Regions from separate parts of the Homo sapiens genome. Here region 1 is linked to region 2. Evidence: read pairs that join two places in POLR2A ChIA-PET (ENCODE). Cell type or tissue: GM12878. All regions are shown on one strand. Links, peaks and the distances in the headings refer to the core of each region. The heading gives the core; the rest is flanking DNA. Region 1 overlaps SFMBT1 (Scm like with four mbt domains 1). Region 2 holds the start of LOC124906240 (a long non-coding RNA gene).

Evidence for each region. ChIA-PET counts read pairs that join two places held together with the same protein. Peaks named below come from ENCODE experiments on the same cell type or tissue, not always from the same donor. Only the 100,000 strongest peaks of a DNase experiment are listed, where the experiment ranks them.
Region 1: POLR2A ChIA-PET joins it to region 2 with 11 read pairs; 2 of 35 experiments call an interaction of 5 or more read pairs at or near these places.

The regions. Positions count from the first base shown.
Region 1 is chr3:52,961,515-52,969,698 of GRCh38, reverse strand. SFMBT1 (Scm like with four mbt domains 1) reads left to right here. Exons shown (of 21, transcript NM_016329.4): 2 at 441-598. The coding sequence starts at 571. Among named protein-coding and RNA genes, the nearest start is that of STIMATE-MUSTN1, 68 kb to the right of the region's middle. In GM12878, for the core only: no CTCF peak of the experiment used is centred there; no DNase peak of the experiment used is centred there.
Region 2 is chr3:52,808,427-52,816,610 of GRCh38, reverse strand. ITIH4 (inter-alpha-trypsin inhibitor heavy chain 4) reads left to right here. Exons shown (of 24, transcript NM_002218.5): 22 at 2,248-2,402; 23 at 2,540-2,636; 24 at 3,121-3,649. The coding sequence ends at 3,190. It overlaps LOC124906240 (a long non-coding RNA gene), which reads left to right and starts at 5,991. Exons shown (of 2, transcript XR_007095911.1): 1 at 5,991-7,069. It overlaps ITIH3 (inter-alpha-trypsin inhibitor heavy chain 3), which reads right to left. Exons shown (of 22, transcript NM_002217.4): 22 at 7,814-8,059. The coding sequence ends at 7,930. In GM12878, for the core only: no CTCF peak of the experiment used is centred there; no DNase peak of the experiment used is centred there.

The sequences.
Region 1 (8,184 bases), core at 2,147-7,146, 150 kb before region 2:
AGATGGAAAATTAGATAAAGTAATACTCTATCCTGAATCATATTCGTTGTGTAAGACAGCATTGAAAGCTAACTCCCCTGTCTCCCTAGGAGACCATTAGGAACTGGAGTTTTGTGTATAGGAATCATGGTGCTAAGTATGGTAATGTAAATTTAAAGGGTAATGATTCATATGCATCTTACTTTGTTGTGAGTTTTAGATTTATTATCAAGATCTCGATAGTGTGCGTTCTCTACACATACAGACGCACATGAGCGCACACATACACATACAGACTCTTCAAAATTAGAAAAGGTATCAATTTTTTCCTCCAGTCCTATCTATTCTGCCAGTATGTTTTTGTCTTATGTCATCTCTCAACCAGTCGAGTGCCCTGTTTGATGAGTGAGTGAGCACACTTGGGCTTCAGGCTGTTTAATGTGTTCTTTTTCATTTTTCAGCACTTTCATTTGGACCCGTGGATACCCATTGAACAGATGCTTGAAACCTGCAAGTAATCTTCAGATCCTAGCAGAACCATAGGCCTTTCCTTTGTTTTGGGAGGATATAGCCTGCCTATATGCTGTGGAAATGAACGGGGAGCAGCAGCTTGATGCAGGTATTGGTTTTATTCTCAGAATTTATTCTCTAGGATGCACAATTATATTACTTGCCTGTGTTATATTGTCTGTTTCTCTACCACTGAACTGGAAGCTCTTTGAAGTCTTAAGTTGTTTTTCATTGCCATCTTCTGTACCTCTCAGAGAACCTGGCACTAGGGGCTACTAATAATGTTTGCTGAAAAAATAAGAAACTGTTATGAACAAGGCCGGGCGCGGTGGCTCATACCTGTAATCATAACACTTTGGGAGGCCGAGGTGGGCAGATCACGAGGTCAGGAGATCGAGACCATCCTGGCTAACACGGTGAAACCCCGTCTCTACTAAACAAAATACAAACAATTAGCTGGGTGTGGTGACGGGTGCCTGTAGTCCCAGCTACTCGGGCAGGAGAATGGTGTGAACCCAGGAGGCAGAGCTTGCAGTGAGCCAGGATCGCGCCACTGCACTCCAGCCTGTGCAACAGAGCGAGACTCCTTCTCAAAAAAAAAAAAAAAAAGAAACTGTTTTGAACAGACTTCTTTTTTAAAATAGCATTAAAATTTTGATGATTACTTTCTAGTTATTTTGAAGTAATTATGCATTCACAGGAGTTTGCAAAGATAGTACTTACTGACATATTTCATGTTCCTTTCACCCAGTTTCTCTCATTAGTTACTATAATATGATATAAAACTGAGGAAATTGATGTTAGTATAAAGAATGTGCAATTCTATGTCATTTTGTCACATGTGTAGATTCCTGGAACCATCCCCTCAGTCAAAATACAGAACTATTCCATCACCACAAAGAGCTCCCACACCTATCCTCCTTCCCCTGACTTTCCCTAATCCCAGGCAACTGTTAATTTGTTCTCCATCTCTGTAATTTTGTCATTTAAAGAATGTTACATAAATAGAATAACACAGTACATGGCTTTTTGAGATGGGCTTTAATAATGCCCTTGACATCCATCCAAGCTCTCGCGTATATTGACAGTTTGTTCCTTTTTATTGTGGAGGAGCAGTCATGAATGTACTGCAGTTTGGTTAACCATTCATCTATTGTAGTACATTTTGGTTGTTTCCAGTTTTTGGCTCTTACCAACACATAAGTTGCTATTAACAATTGTGTATATAATACTTTATTTTTCTGGGGTACATACCCAGCAGCACAATCACTAGATCATATTTAGTAAAGAAAACTGCAAAATTATGCTCCAGAGTGGCTGTGCCATTTTACATTCTCACCAGCAGTATATGAGAGTTCTAGTTTCTCTACATCCTCACTGCTATCTGGTGTTGTCATTACTTTTGTTTAAGCCATTCTGATAGGTGGGTAGTGACAGCTCATCCTGGTGTTAATTTGTACCTCCCTCATGGCCGCCAGTGATATTGAACATCTTTACATGTTCCTACTTGGCATCTGCATATCCTCGTCAGTGAAATGTCTCTTCATGTCTTTGGCTCATTATCAATTGGTTTATTTTTAATTAATAAAGATTGGTTTTTTTGTTGAGGTTTTTCAAAAAACTTTATTGAAATATGTTTTTTGAGATGCAATACACATACCATAAAATCAACCCTTTTAGAGTACATAATTCAGAGGTTTTTAGTCTATTCACAAAGTTTTCCAACCATCACTGCTATCTAATTCCAGAACATTCCATCACAACAAACCATTAGCCATCATTTCCTTTTCCACCCAGACTCTGACATCCATAATCTACTTTCTGTCTCTAGGATTTACCTATTCCAGCTTTCTTTTATTAACATTTGCATGGTATATCTTTTTCATCCTTTTCTTTTCAACATGCCTGTATAATTATATTTGAAATAAGGTTCTTGACACAGCATACACTAATTTTTAAAAATTTTGGCCTTATAGGATGTATGTATACCATTTATACTTAATGTAATTATTGATATGTTTGGATTCAAGTCTGCCTTTTTTGCTTATTTATTTTTTCTGCTTTTGTTTGTTTGTTTCTCTAGAGCAGTGAGATTTCTTTCAGACTGGCTCCTGTGTTCTTTTTTTCCCTCTGCTTTCCTGTGGGTTACTTGAACTTTTTTTTAGAATTCCATTTTGATTTGTAGTGTTTTTGAGTATATCCTCTTGTAGCACTTATTGGTGGTTACTTTAGGTATTATAGTATATATATATATATATAACTTATCACAATCTTCATTTTATTAAAGTGAAGTATAGAAATCTTACCTACTTTTACTTCTCTTTACCCTCTTTTATTTATAATTGCCTTAAATATTTTCTCTACATATTTTGAGAACCACATCAGACATGCTTAACATTTTTGTTTAAACTGTCAAACATATAATTTAGAACACTTGAGAGAAGGAAAATTTATTATATTTTTCAGTATTTTTACTCTTTATGTTGTCATTTATTCTTTTCCTGATTTTCCAAGATTCTCTCTTTTGTCACTTCATTTCTATTTAGAGAATTTTCTTTAGTCTTTTTTTTTTTTTTTTTTTTTTTGAGACTGAGTCTCGCTCTGTCACCCAGGCTGGAGTGCAGTGGCGTGATCTCGGCTCACTGCAAGCTCCGCCTCCTGGGTTCACACCATTCTCCTGCCTCAGCCTCCCAAGTATCTGGGACTACAGGCGCCCACCACCACGCTTGGCTAACTTTTTGTATTTTTAGTAGAGACGGGGTTTCACTGTGTTAGCCAGGATGGTCTCGATCTCCTGACCCTGTGATCCACCTGTCTCGGCCTCCCAAAGTTCTGGGATTACAGGCGTGAGCCACCGCGCCGGCTTTAGTCCTTTTTTTTTTCTTTTGAGACGGGAGTCTTGCTCTGTCGCCCAGGCTGCAGTGCAGTGGCGCCATCTCGGCTCGGCTCACTGCAAGCTTTGCCTCCCGGGTTCACGCCATTCTCCTGCCTCAGCCTCCCGAGTAGCTGGGACTACAGGCGCCCGCCACCACGCCCGGCAAATTTTTTGTATTTTTAGTAGAGACGGGGTTTCACCCTGTTAGCCAGGATGGTCTCGATTTCCTGACCTCGTGATCCGCCCGCCTCGGCCTCCCAAAGTGCTGGAATTACAGGCGTGAGCCACCGCGCCGGCTTTAGTCCTATTTTTTTTTTTTTTTTTTTTTTGAAACGGAGTCTTGCTCTGTCGCTCAGGCTGGAGTGCAGTGGCGGGATCTCGGCTCACTGCAAGCTCCGCCTCCCGGGTTCACGCCATTCTCCTGCCTCAGCCTCCCGAGTAGCTGGGACTACAGGTGCCTGCTACCACGCCCGGCTAATTTTTTGTATTTTTGGTAGAGACGGGGTTTCACCGTGTTAGCCAGGATGGTCGCGATCTCCTGACCTTGTGATCTGCCCGCCTCGGCCTCCCAAAGTGCTAGGATTACAGGCCTGAGCCACCGCACCCGGCCGTTAGTCTTTTTTTTAAAGGAGGTCTAGTAGTGACAGATTGTCTTCATTTCATTTCATTTGAGAATATGTTGATTTCCCCATTCATTGTTGAGGGATATTTTTGCTGGATATGGAATCCTGGGTTGAAAGCTCATTTCTTTCAGCTCTCAGAAAATAATTGTGCTACTTCTTTCTGGCCTCCATGGTTTCTGATGAGAAATCTGCTGTCATTGGACACTCTCCCACCTCCCACCCGCAACGCTTTGCTTTAAAAGAGAGGTTTCTCTGTTGTTAATTTTAAGATTTTTTTTTTTTTTGCCTTTAGTTTTTGGAAGTTTGAGTCTGGTGTATATATTTTTTGGGTTTAAGCTTATCTTATTGTCCCACAGGTCCCTCAGACTCTCTTCATTTTTTTTTTTAATGTTTTCTCTCTGTTGTTTAGATTGGGTTTTTTCTGTTGTTTTGTCTTCAATTTTACTCATTCTTTCTTGTCTGCTTCATTCTGCTGTTGAACTTATCCATAGAGGGTTTTTTTTTAATTAATTGGGTTATTTTCAGCTCTAAAATTTTATTTTTGAGCTGGAGAAGGAAGAGGGAAGGGAATAGTCTCAACCTAAAATGTCGCATTTTGCTCTTCTAACTGAGGTTTAGTGGCTTATCTTGAATTGATGCTTTTTAGCTTGTTCTCTGCCTTTGGTTAATTTTAGGACTTTGAAATGATGATTTTCATTGGTTAGCCAGTCCTTTGGTTCTTTTATGGGAGAGTGGGTTCACTGCAATAATCATTCTGCCATTTCAGAAGTTGATTTTTCCTTTGTGTTAAATATTATTAACTCATGTATTTAAGTACGTATATGTATATGTATACATTTGATGAGTTTGAATGTATTGCTGTCATCATTCATTTGATGATCAAATTCTAGAGCAGCAAGAGTTGTTTCAGACTGGTTCCTGTGTTCTTCTGATGTGACGTCATGTACCTTTGATACAGTTAGTCCTTGCTTTCTGGACCAGTAAGATTCCCAAGTACCTCCTGAACATATCCTGCCCCCCAAACTTGCAATCCGCTGTTTCTCTGAGGAGCTTTTTTTTTCTTTAAAGTAGGTATGATATTTAGAGACCACAATCTGGGTGCTGGAGTGCTAATTTGATACTAGGTTGTCATTTATTCTAGGCCTTACTTACAGACATAGCTAGAAAATACACATTTAAAATTATTTTCTATTTTTTAGAGACAAAATCTTGCTTTGTCACCCAGGGTGGAGTACAGTGGCATGATCATGGCTCACTGCAGCCTCAAACTCCTAAGTTCAGGTGATCTTCCCACCTCAGCCTCCCAAGTAGCTGGGAACACAGGCACATGCCATCATCCCCAGCAATTTTTTAATTTTTGTAGAGATGGGGTCTTGCTATGTTATGTTGCCCAGGCTGGTTTCAAACTCCTGGCTTCAAGTGATCTTCCTGCCTCAGCCTCCCAAATTGCTGGGATTTACAGGTGTGAGCCACCATGCCCAGCCATGAAAATACACATCTTTTGAAAAGTAAAGAAAATAATGGTTTTACATTGATACTTACAATGTAAATTTAAAAGTACAGGGTTTTAGCTGGGCACAGTGGCATGCACTTGTAGTCCTGCTACTTGGGAGGCTGAGGTGGCTTGAGCCTGGGAATTCAAGGCCAGCTGGGGCAATATAGGGAAACTCTATCTCAAAAAAACAAAACAAACAAACAAAAATAAAACAGGGTTACAAAGTTTTTTCTTCTTTGATTTTATGCTTGTATCTCTTCCCTTTTAGAAATGTCTTGTTTGCTAATGATGGTAATATTATTCTTTGTTTTTATCCTATAGAAGTCCTCTAATTATTTTAAAATAATAATACCAACATTTTAGATATCAACCACAGTGTGCAGTTTAAGATTTCTTTATAGTTTTTGCTTTTAAATATATTCCACTGGTGTTTATAGTCAGAGTATTGTATTTTAATATGGCATAGGCCAGACCCGGTGGCTCACGCCTGTAATCCAGCACTTTGGGAGGCAAAGGCAGGAGGATTGCTTGAGCCCAGGGGTTCAAGACCAGTCTGGGCAACATAGGGAGACCCTGTCTCTACCAAAAAGAAAAAAAAAAATTAGCCAGGTGCAGTGGCATGTACCTGTAGTCCCAGCTACTTGGGAGTCTGAGGTGGGAAGATTGCTTGAGCCAGGGTGGTTGAGGCTTCAGAGAGCTTTTATTGCACCACAGCACTCCAGCCTGGGTGACAGAGCAAGACCCTGTCTCAAAAACAAATAAAAATAAATAACATTACTTAAAGGAATCCTGTTTTCTTGTGGTTTTCCCACCAACAGTTAGCTCATGTGTTTCAGTTTATTTGAAATTTATAGAATTTTTTTAATTTCAATTTAATTGTTTCTAAATTGTATAATGAGCCTGCATATTTCTAAAGTCAAAATTGGCCGGGCGGTGGGTCATGCCTGTAATCCCAGCACTTTGGAAGGGCGAGGCGGGCGGACCACCTGAGGTCAGGGATTTGAGACCAGCCTGGCCAACATGGTAAAACCCCATCTCTACTAAAAATACAAAAAATCAGCTGGGCATGGTGGTATGCGCCTGTAATCCCAGCTGCTAGGAAGGCTGAGGCAAGAGAACCTCTTGTACCCAGGAGGTGGAGGTTGCAGTGAGCCGAGATCGCACCACCACATTCCAGCCTGGGTGACAGAGTGAAACTCCATCTCAAAAATAAAATAAAATAAAATAAAATAAAATAACTTCAACCTGATATTACTAATTCTTTCTCTTTTTCCATATATATAGCCAGTTTTATTACTTTTTAATTTATTCTCCTGTTGTTCATTTTTAAAAATATAAACTAATATATGTGAGTGTATATACATATATCCTCATACTCACATCTCCCTCTCCTTTTTTTTTTTTTTTTGAGACAGGGAGCCTTGCTCTGTCACCCAGGCTGTAGTGCAGTGGCACAACCTCGGCTCACTGCAACCCCTGCCTCTGGGTTCAAACGATTCTCATGCCTTAGCCTCCTGAGTAGCTGGGATTACAGGCACGTGCCACCATGCACCTGGCTAATTTTTGTATTTTTAGTAGAGATGGGGTTTCATCATGTTGGCCAGGCTCCTCTCAAACTCCTGGCCTCATGTGATCCACCCACCTCGGCCTCCCAAAGTGCTAGTATTATAGGCATGAGCCACTGCGCCTGGCCTCTCTCCCATCTTATACAAAAAATAGGGATACAAAAAAAAATACTGTTTGGTAGTGTGGTTACTCTTAACAGTATATTTTGGAGATTATTCCACATCAGTATATAGAGATTGTTCTCATTGCTTTACAGCAACCTGTACTGAATACATATACCATATTTATTCAACCATTTCCTTATTGATGGACGTCAGGGTTATTTCCAGTCTTGGTATTACAAATAGTGCTACAATGAATGGCTTTGTACAAATGTCTTTTTGTATTTTTGCCAGCATATCTTTGGGATAGATTCCTAGAAGTGGGATTGCTGGATCAAAAGGTAAATACATATGTAATTTTGTTGGATATTGCCAAGTTTTCTTCCACAGAGGTTGTGTCATTATGCTTTACCTGTTTACAGCCTCACCATTGAGGCTTGTCACACTTTGGAATTCTTTTCAATCTGATATCTCTGTCGTTTTAATTTGCATTTCTCTTAAAACAAAATTTGCACATTTTCATATATTTAAGGATTATGCATTTATTTCTTTAATAAACTCTCATATATCTTGCTCATCATCTCATCACATCATTAGTCTTGTTTCTTCTCAGCATTGTGTGAGAGATTTTAGTTGAGTGATTCATCATTTTAATTGTTACTTATTTTTTATTTTTAAATTAACATGCTATTTAAGGACCTAGAGTCCTTGCTAAGGGCCACGAATGCCCAGCCTTGTTAAGTTTTAGTAATGTAAATTGACTTTCTGCTGGCCTGTACTTTCAAGTTGCCCTCAAAGCTGTCTTTATTATTGGCTTGTATTTCTAATGAAAACATTTCAAATACATTAAAACTATGGAAAAGACTACAACAAACAATCATGTGCCTAGCATAAATATTTAATAAATGTTAATGTTCAATATGTTTTTAATTTTTTATTGTGGTAAAATGTCCATAATGTAAAATTTACCACTTTCACCTTTTTTAAAGCGGTGGGGTCTTGCAGCATTGCCCAGGCTGGAGTGCAGTGGCTATT
Region 2 (8,184 bases), core at 1,011-6,010:
CAGCTAAGTCCCTCTGAGCCTCAGTTTCTTCACCAATAACCAGTACTAATCATCCTGGCCCAGAGTCAGAAGGCTGGGGGGAGAACCCAATGAGAGAGTGTAGTTGGGAGCACTTTGCCGTCAGATGATACAGTGCCCCCCAAGCACCCCACAGGACAGCGCTGCCTACATAGTGACGTGATGTTCTGATGACAATAGTGAGAAGCTGGAGAGCACTGTTGACAGCATGTTACCAGCATTCTCTTTAGCGTATCCTTGGAGCTTTGCTAAGGAGACACAAGTCAGTGGCCTCAAATACTGAGCAGCTGGTGAATAATGGAGGCAGAAGGCCACCTCTTTTGGGTGAGGGAGCTCACTGCTTCACAGTGGCCTTCCAGGGACAGTCTTCCAGCTTTGCAGATCACGAGGGGCGTCCAGGAAGGGCTGAGGCCCTCGTCCTCTGTGGGCAGTGACCTCCAAGCCCCCACCCTGTGCCACAGCTCACCCTTTTCCAAGTATGGAGAGCCTTGTCCAGCCCTGTCTCACCAAGCCCTCTGCGGGAACTCCCTTGCACTTGACAGATGAGTGCACACCCAGCTTATCCAAGGGCTCACCCAAAAACCTTCCCAATTTCATAAAAGATCTACGCCCGGTGTGGTGGCTCACGCCTGTAATCCCAGCACTTTGGTAGGCCAAGGTGGGTGGATTGCCTGAGCTCAGGAGTTTGAGACTAGCCTGGCCAACATAGTGAAACCCCGTCTCTACTAAAAATACAAAAACTAGCTAGGTATGGTGGCGGGCACCTGTAATCCCAGCTACTCAGGAGGCTGAGAATTGCTTGAAGCTGGGAGATGGAGGTTGCAGTGAGCTGAGTTAACACCACTGCGCTCCAGCCTGGGCAACAGAGTGAGACCCTATCTCCGAAAAAAGGAAAAAAAAAAAAGATCTAAAATTCCTTGCTATCTGGTAGATTCACCAAAATCAATAGCATTTTTATGCCTAGAAAATGAAATAGAAGTAAAATCCTATTAATTGTAGGGAGAGAAAGTCCAAATAGTTTCATGAGCTACAGAAGACATAAAGAAAAATAGGTTGGGCACGGTGGCTCATGCCTGTAATCCCAGCACTTTGGGAGGCCAGCGCAGGTGGATCACCTAAGGTCAGGAATTGGAGACCAGCCTGGCCAACATGGTGAAACCCCGTCTCTACTAAAAATACAAAAATTAGCTGGGTGTGGTGGCACGCCTGTAATCCCAGCTACTCGGGAGGCTGAGGTAGGAGAACCGCTTGAACCCAGGAGGTGGAGGTTGCAGTGAGCTGAGATTGCACCACTGCACTTCAGCCTGGGCGACAGAGCGAGACTCCGTCTCAAAAAAAAAAAAAAAGAAAAAAGAAAAAAACCCACATATTTTAGATTGAATTGAAGCAATAGAACAGTGTATGTTTAGGGAAAATTTGTTTCAAATAACCTCTGAGTAACAGCAGGGTCTTATTCAACATGCTCAAAGGAACCTAACATTCATGAGAACACCAGAAAGGCAAGAATTTCAAGGGTTATTTTAACTAAAAATCTGAGGAGACAGAATGAGAAGAGGCCTATCCTTTAGACATTAAACACATGATTAAACACAAGTCATCCAAAGAGAGTGCACCAGCTGTAGAACAAAAGGGACAGAGTGGATGCATCAGAGAAACTCCTTCAATCATATAAAATTAATTTATGACAAACTGAATTTAAGAAAACCAGAGGCCGGGTGCGGTGGCTCACGCCTGTAATCCCAGCACCTTGGGAGGCTGAGGCAGGCAGATTGCTTCAGCTCAGGAGTTTGAGACCAGCCTGGGCAACATGGTGAAACCCTGTCTCTCTTAAAAATAAAATTAGCTGGACATGGTGGCATGTACCTGCAGTACCAGCTACTTGGGAGGTAGAGGTGGGAGAATCACTTGAGCCGAGGAGGCACAGGTTGCAACGAGCTGAGATCACACCACTGCACTGCAGCCTGGGGGACAGAGTGAGACCCTGTCCCTGCCCCACCAAAAAAGAGAAAGAAAAAAAAGTGATGGGGAAACTAGACATCATTAAGTTAACTTTGGTCCTATTTTACCAATGAGGAAACTGAAATCAGAAGATTTAAGGGCCTTCCCACCCAAGGCCACTCCGTGACTTCCTGGACAAGAGGGGAAGCCCAGCCCACTCCCCACCCTGACTACTGAGGTTCTGTGCACACGTCTCTACCTTCCTGCTCAAGACACTGGGTCTTTCCACAGCCTGAAGATGACCATGGACAAGACGGGTCTCCTGCTGCTCAGTGACCCAGACAAAGTGACCATCGGCCTGTTGTTCTGGGATGGCCGTGGGGAGGGGCTCCGGCTCCTTCTGCGTGACACTGACCGCTTCTCCAGCCACGTTGGAGGGACCCTTGGTACTGAGCCCATTACCGGGGCCCAGGCCTTCCTCAGAAACCAGCTGTGCTTGGGAACAGGCAGCGCCCCTCCCCTGCGTGTGTCTCCCAGGCTTCCTCTGTCTCTGACCCTTACTGATCCACCCTTTGTATCTCAGGCCAGTTTTACCAGGAGGTGCTCTGGGGATCTCCAGCAGCATCAGATGACGGCAGACGCACGCTGAGGGTTCAGGGCAATGACCACTCTGCCACCAGGTGACTTGGCACAAGCAGACCGCTGAGCCCAGCTGGGGTGGGGTGGGGACTGGCAGGCCAGGAGCCAGGCTCTCCAGGGCCCCACTCCTGTCCTTGCCCAGGAACTAGACACAGTCCGGTGGAAGGTTGATGCTGTAGAAGTGTCTAAGCCAGCTTTCAGTGACCCCACAAAAGATGGATGGCCATCTCAGACCCACAGAAAACACATGGGCCCTGAGATCCCTGGGGTTGGTTGGGGACAGTCGGAACCTCTCCCTGTCCACACCCTGAACTCCCAGAGCCTAAACCCTGGAGACCTCACGTACTGGCTTCTCTAGGGTAATGCTCTGGGTGACTGGGCCTTGTTGGCCTATGCTGGAGGGAATTCTAAAGGGACGCCAGGACTCCCTGCCCTCCATGTTCCTGTCCCCAGCTGTCTCCCTCTTTTCGCACCACACCTGAGATTTGCTGACCACCTGCCTATCTGTCTGTCTTTCCATTTCAGAGAGCGCAGGCTGGATTACCAGGAGGGGCCCCCGGGAGTGGAGATTTCCTGCTGGTCTGTGGAGCTGTAGTTCTGATGGAAGGAGCTGTGCCCACCCTGTACACTTGGCTTCCCCCTGCAACTGCAGGGCCGCTTCTGGGGCCTGGACCACCATGGGGAGGAAGAGTCCCACTCATTACAAATAAAGAAAGGTGGTGTGAGCCTGGGAAGTGGGTGTCTCCAGTTCCATGTGGCCAAATCCTAGGGCCTCAACCTCGCATCCTGAACCTTAGCATCGTGGAACACAGAAGCTTCCACTGTCAGCTCTCAAGAGCCCATGGCCAGGAAGGCCCATGCTGAGCTTTCAGTCCAGCCCCTTCATTTTACAAACAAGGAAACTGAGCTCGAACCACCCATTTGAGATGTCACTGTGGCCCCCAGCTAGAGGCCCAGGGCTGGGAGCATTCTCCAGGAGCAGAGGTTCAGTCTGCTTCATGGTCTCTTGGACCAGTTTTGACTACAAAAAAAAAAAAAAAAAAAATAGAGTGAACTGGGTTGGAATTCTTTCTAGTCCAACTCCTAAACTTTCTCAGTGAGCTTTTGGACTTCTCTGCAATGGGATTTGCTTTACACAATTTGATTTTCACACCTGTGCTGAGGAGCAGGCCTGTCTGCTCATTGGCTTGTAAGGAAGCACTGGATCTTTGAAGGAGACACAGAGGCGAGGCCCCAGGTGCAGCAGGGAAATAGGGCCTGTTTCCAGGAACCTCTAGTCTAATGGGGCTGATCTGGGTCCCAACTCTGAATCCTGTGCTTGAGGGTCTCCTTTCCTGTTCTTGCCCCAGGGTTAGGCACCCCAAAGATTCCACCAATTCCTGTACGGGCAACATATACTTTAAAAAATTTACGGCTGGGTGCAGTGGCTCACACCTGTAATCCCAGCACTTTGAGAGGCCAAGGCCGGAGGATTGATTGAGTCCCAGAATTTGAGGCCAGCCTGGGCAACGTGACGAAACCCCATCTCTACGAAAATTACAAAAATTAGCTGGCATGGTGGTGCATGCCTGTAGTCACAGCTACTTGGGAGACTGAGGTTGGAGGATCGCTTGAGCCTGGGAGGTCATGGCTGCAGAGAGCCATGATCATGCCACTGCATTCCAGCCTGGGCAACAGAGCAAGACCCTGTCTCAGAGAAGAAACAAAAATTACTATTACCCCACCTACTTCTGAAAAAAGGATATGAGTCTATGGCTTACCAATACAAAACTTAAAGAGGAAGAAACCAAAATCTGAGTATAAGGATAAAAGAGCCAAGCAGAAGGATAGTGAACTCAGGGACATCAGGGTAGGGAAAGCTGCAGCAGTGATGGAGCACAAGGCTTTGCTATGAGCTTCCTGGAAGCCAATGTAAAGAAGAAACTGAGCTCATTTGCTTGCTAAAAAACACCAGATCATCAGGGAGACATCCTTTCCCCGGTCTTGAGCTAGAAGAGGATATTTGCTGGATGGGTCTTTCTAAAAGGGTCAAAGTACTGGCTGGTGGGAGGGGTCACCAGCAGCAGGTTTGCCCAACACACGGAAACGCTCCTCCCTGCATTGCTGCCTCCCCATCGAGCCTCCTTGGCAGATAGGGATCTCAGGCAGAGTCGCTTTGTAAAGGCTATTCCAGGGGGCTCGGGCCAGGGCTGTGTGACATGAGAGTAGCTCAGAGGGACTTGCTGTGGGGGTGGCCCTGACATACAGGGATGAGAGAGGAGTGCCACCCCGAGCTTACCCTTCTGGGACATGACCCCCTGGACTGGCTGCTGAATTTGTGCAACAGCAGAGGAGTCACAGTTGATTTTCTGGCCCTGCCAGCACCTGCGGGGCAGGTGTTTTCTGTGACAGTTGGAAATAGGCCCATGTTCTTCACTCTTTCATCCAGCAAGTGCTTTCCAGCTTATGCCAGGCCCTGGGCTGAGTACTGTGGGCACATTGGGCACCATGGCAGACACAATGCCTGTGGTGATAACTGCCACCCAGAAAATAGCCAGGTGCTGCAGGAGCCCAGAGGGAGACATGGGGATGACCAGGAAGCCTGGGGGTGGCAGGGAAAGCTTTCTGCAGGTAATGTGGGAGCTGAGATTTGAAAAATGGAGAGAAGTTAGCCCAGTGGAAAAGGAGAGCAAGAACAGCAGGTGGTGGGAACAGCATGCGCCCAGGCCTAGAGCCAGGACACTGTGTGCTAAGTTTGGGGAAGATGATGGAAGGAGATGCTGTTGGATGAGGTGGAAGGGGAGGGGGACCGGGCCAGCACAGGTGGTGCACACCTCACCACAGAGCGTGGCTTCTACCGTGAAAGGGGAGGGAGGGCCAGGCAGGGACAGGAGGGACCAGGGTGACGTGGAATGGGGAGAAGGCAGAGTCCACCTAGCTTTTGCCCACATAGATGGCCTCCCGGCCTATGGGTTGAGGGCAGCCGACTCCTGCCTCCCAACCTGTTCACATGGCTACTACCTGGAGCTGTCCTTCTGGAGACACCTGAGGACGACCAGAAACCATAACGAGGACGCCTTTTCACATCCTTCGCATGGCAGGATCCTTCTCCCCACTGCATAGATGTGGAAACTGACCTCAAGATGACTGTTTTAAAGCTATGTGGGCTGGGGGCAGTGGCTCACACCTATAATCCCAGCACTTTGGGAGGCTGAGGTGGGCAGATCGCTTGAGCCCAGGAGTTCGAGACCAGCCTGAACAACATGGCAAAACCCTGTCTCTGCAAAAAATAAAAAATTAGCCGGGTGTGATTGCCCATGCCTGTAGTCCCCGCTATTCTGGAGGCTGAAGTGGGAGGATCACCTGAGCCTGAGAATTCGAGGCTGCAGTGAGCGGTGATCATACCACTGCACCACTGCAGCCTGGGTGATGGGAGCGAGACCCCATCTCAAGAAAAATAATAATAATAATAATAGCCATATGGCTCCTCAACCAACCCAGGCTTCAACAGAATGGTGGGACTTGCCCACCATGGAGGGTTCCTTTCTCAGGCCTGGGCCCTTTTAGCCAGTCCAGCCTGGCCTTCTGCCACATTCACCCTGGGGCTATGAGGAGGCCTTCAAGATGGGAGCCATGTCTATGTGGCCCCTTCCCTAGAGCAACAACAGGCACCAGTCTGCCGTTAGCATCCTGTAGCCACCTGGGGGGCTCTTCTGACGACAAACATTTGCCCCTGGACTGCCCTTCGTGGCCTCTAGTCCTCTCTCCAGGGACCCCTGCACTGGGAGGCAGGACAACTTCCTTTCATGTCCCCAAGGCCACATGCCATGCCCCACTGACATTTGTGGCACTCCCCAGTCTGATTCCAACCTCCTCCAGTCCTATTGTGCCCCCTACTCTGACATCAGGCAAAGCCACTCACCGCGTCTTCTGATGGGGTACTGTCTGCCCAGCATGCCCTTACCCCCTCCCCACCCCCAGGCAGAACAGCAGAGGCAGAGGATGTGGGCAGGAGAGCTTATGTTTGCACAGTTGAGAGCAGCCTGTGTGTCTGGAACCCAGAAAGTAAGGGAAGCACCTGGTGTATGAGGGGAAGCTGAAGAGGCCATAGGAGGGACTTCTGTCATGGTTCCAAGAGCAAAGGATGGAAGATGTCATTTGTAGGGATTTAGTCAGCGAGTGGTGATCACATCTGCTCTATAAAAAGCTCTCTATGGGAAGCAATAGAGGGGGCAGGGAGACTCAGGAAGTGGCAATTGCAGTTGTCCAGGTGGGAGAGGGTTATCCACACTGGAGAGGTCTTAGAGCCCCTCGTCCAGGAACCTCTCTCTGACCCTCTACCCCACCACAGACTCATTGGGAGGATACACCAAGTGGTCATCATAAGGTACAATCAGAGGATCCCAGAGATGCCTGGCCCAGCTGAAGACAAACTTGAGCACTCATGAAAATAGGAACTGGATTACTCAACTGTACCCCCAGATCCTGGCCCAAGGTATTGGGTTTATCTGCTGAATTGATGGATGGGTACGTGGGTGGATGGGTGGGTGAATTGATGGTTGGATGGATGGATGGAAGGATGGACAAATGGAGAGATGGACAGAAAGGATGGATGGGTGGATGGATGCATAGTTGAATGATGAATAGGTAGCTGGGGGGATGAATGGATGAATAGACAGATGGAGGGATGGATAGATAGGTTGATGGGTGGATGCATGCATGGTGGAGGGATAGATGGATGAGTGGATACGTGGGTGAACAGATGGTTGAATGGTGAATGGGTGGGTGGGTGAGTGAATGGATGGATGGGTGGAGGGATGGGTGAATGGATGGTGGATAGATGGATGGATAGATGGAAGGGTGGCTGACATCCCCATTTAGATGTGGGCTGTATCTGCACTGGAGTATTATCTACTTCTAAAGGTCCTGATTGGAGCTCCTGAGCCGGGACCATTTACTTATCTTATGACTTTCCTGGATACTGAAATACATTCAACCCTTCCTGACTTCTCAGAGCCCCTTTCCTTCAGAGTCAGTTCTTTATTTTTTCCCCCAAGCTGTCATACATTTGAATCCCTAAAGTTCTAGTCCAACCAACTCTGTCTCTCAGCTGTGTCAGTGGAGAGGCCCAAGAAGTTGCCTTCCTGCTAGCCATCCCCTCTTTTGAGCTGCTGTGGGTCCCAGTTGCCTGTTCCCTGGAGCAGAGGCTCATGAAGGCATGTAGAGGCTGGCAGCTGTCTGGTCTCGACCTTGGACTTTATTTTCCCAGCCCCTCCCACAGGCCCCTCTCTGTGCCCATGTTCCAGATGCCATAAAATCCGGGCCATCCATCCCAACAGGAGCTGGTGTGTCTACTCAAAACAGGTTGGGGACAATGTAGTCAGTGTGGACACCATCAATCAGCCCTTCTCCGTTGTTGTGGACGAACCAGCAGACAACCTTCGTGCCGATGCTGGCATCCTTTCTGTAGTCTTTCTGGGAGCCCCTGGGGAAAGAAGAGAGATGCTGCAATACACGGGGTGGGTAAGATGGCTGCTAGGCTAGCGGACCTGAGATTGAAAAAGGGTGGGAAGTTGGCAATTCTAACAGCCCAGAATTCTTTGGTCAAGA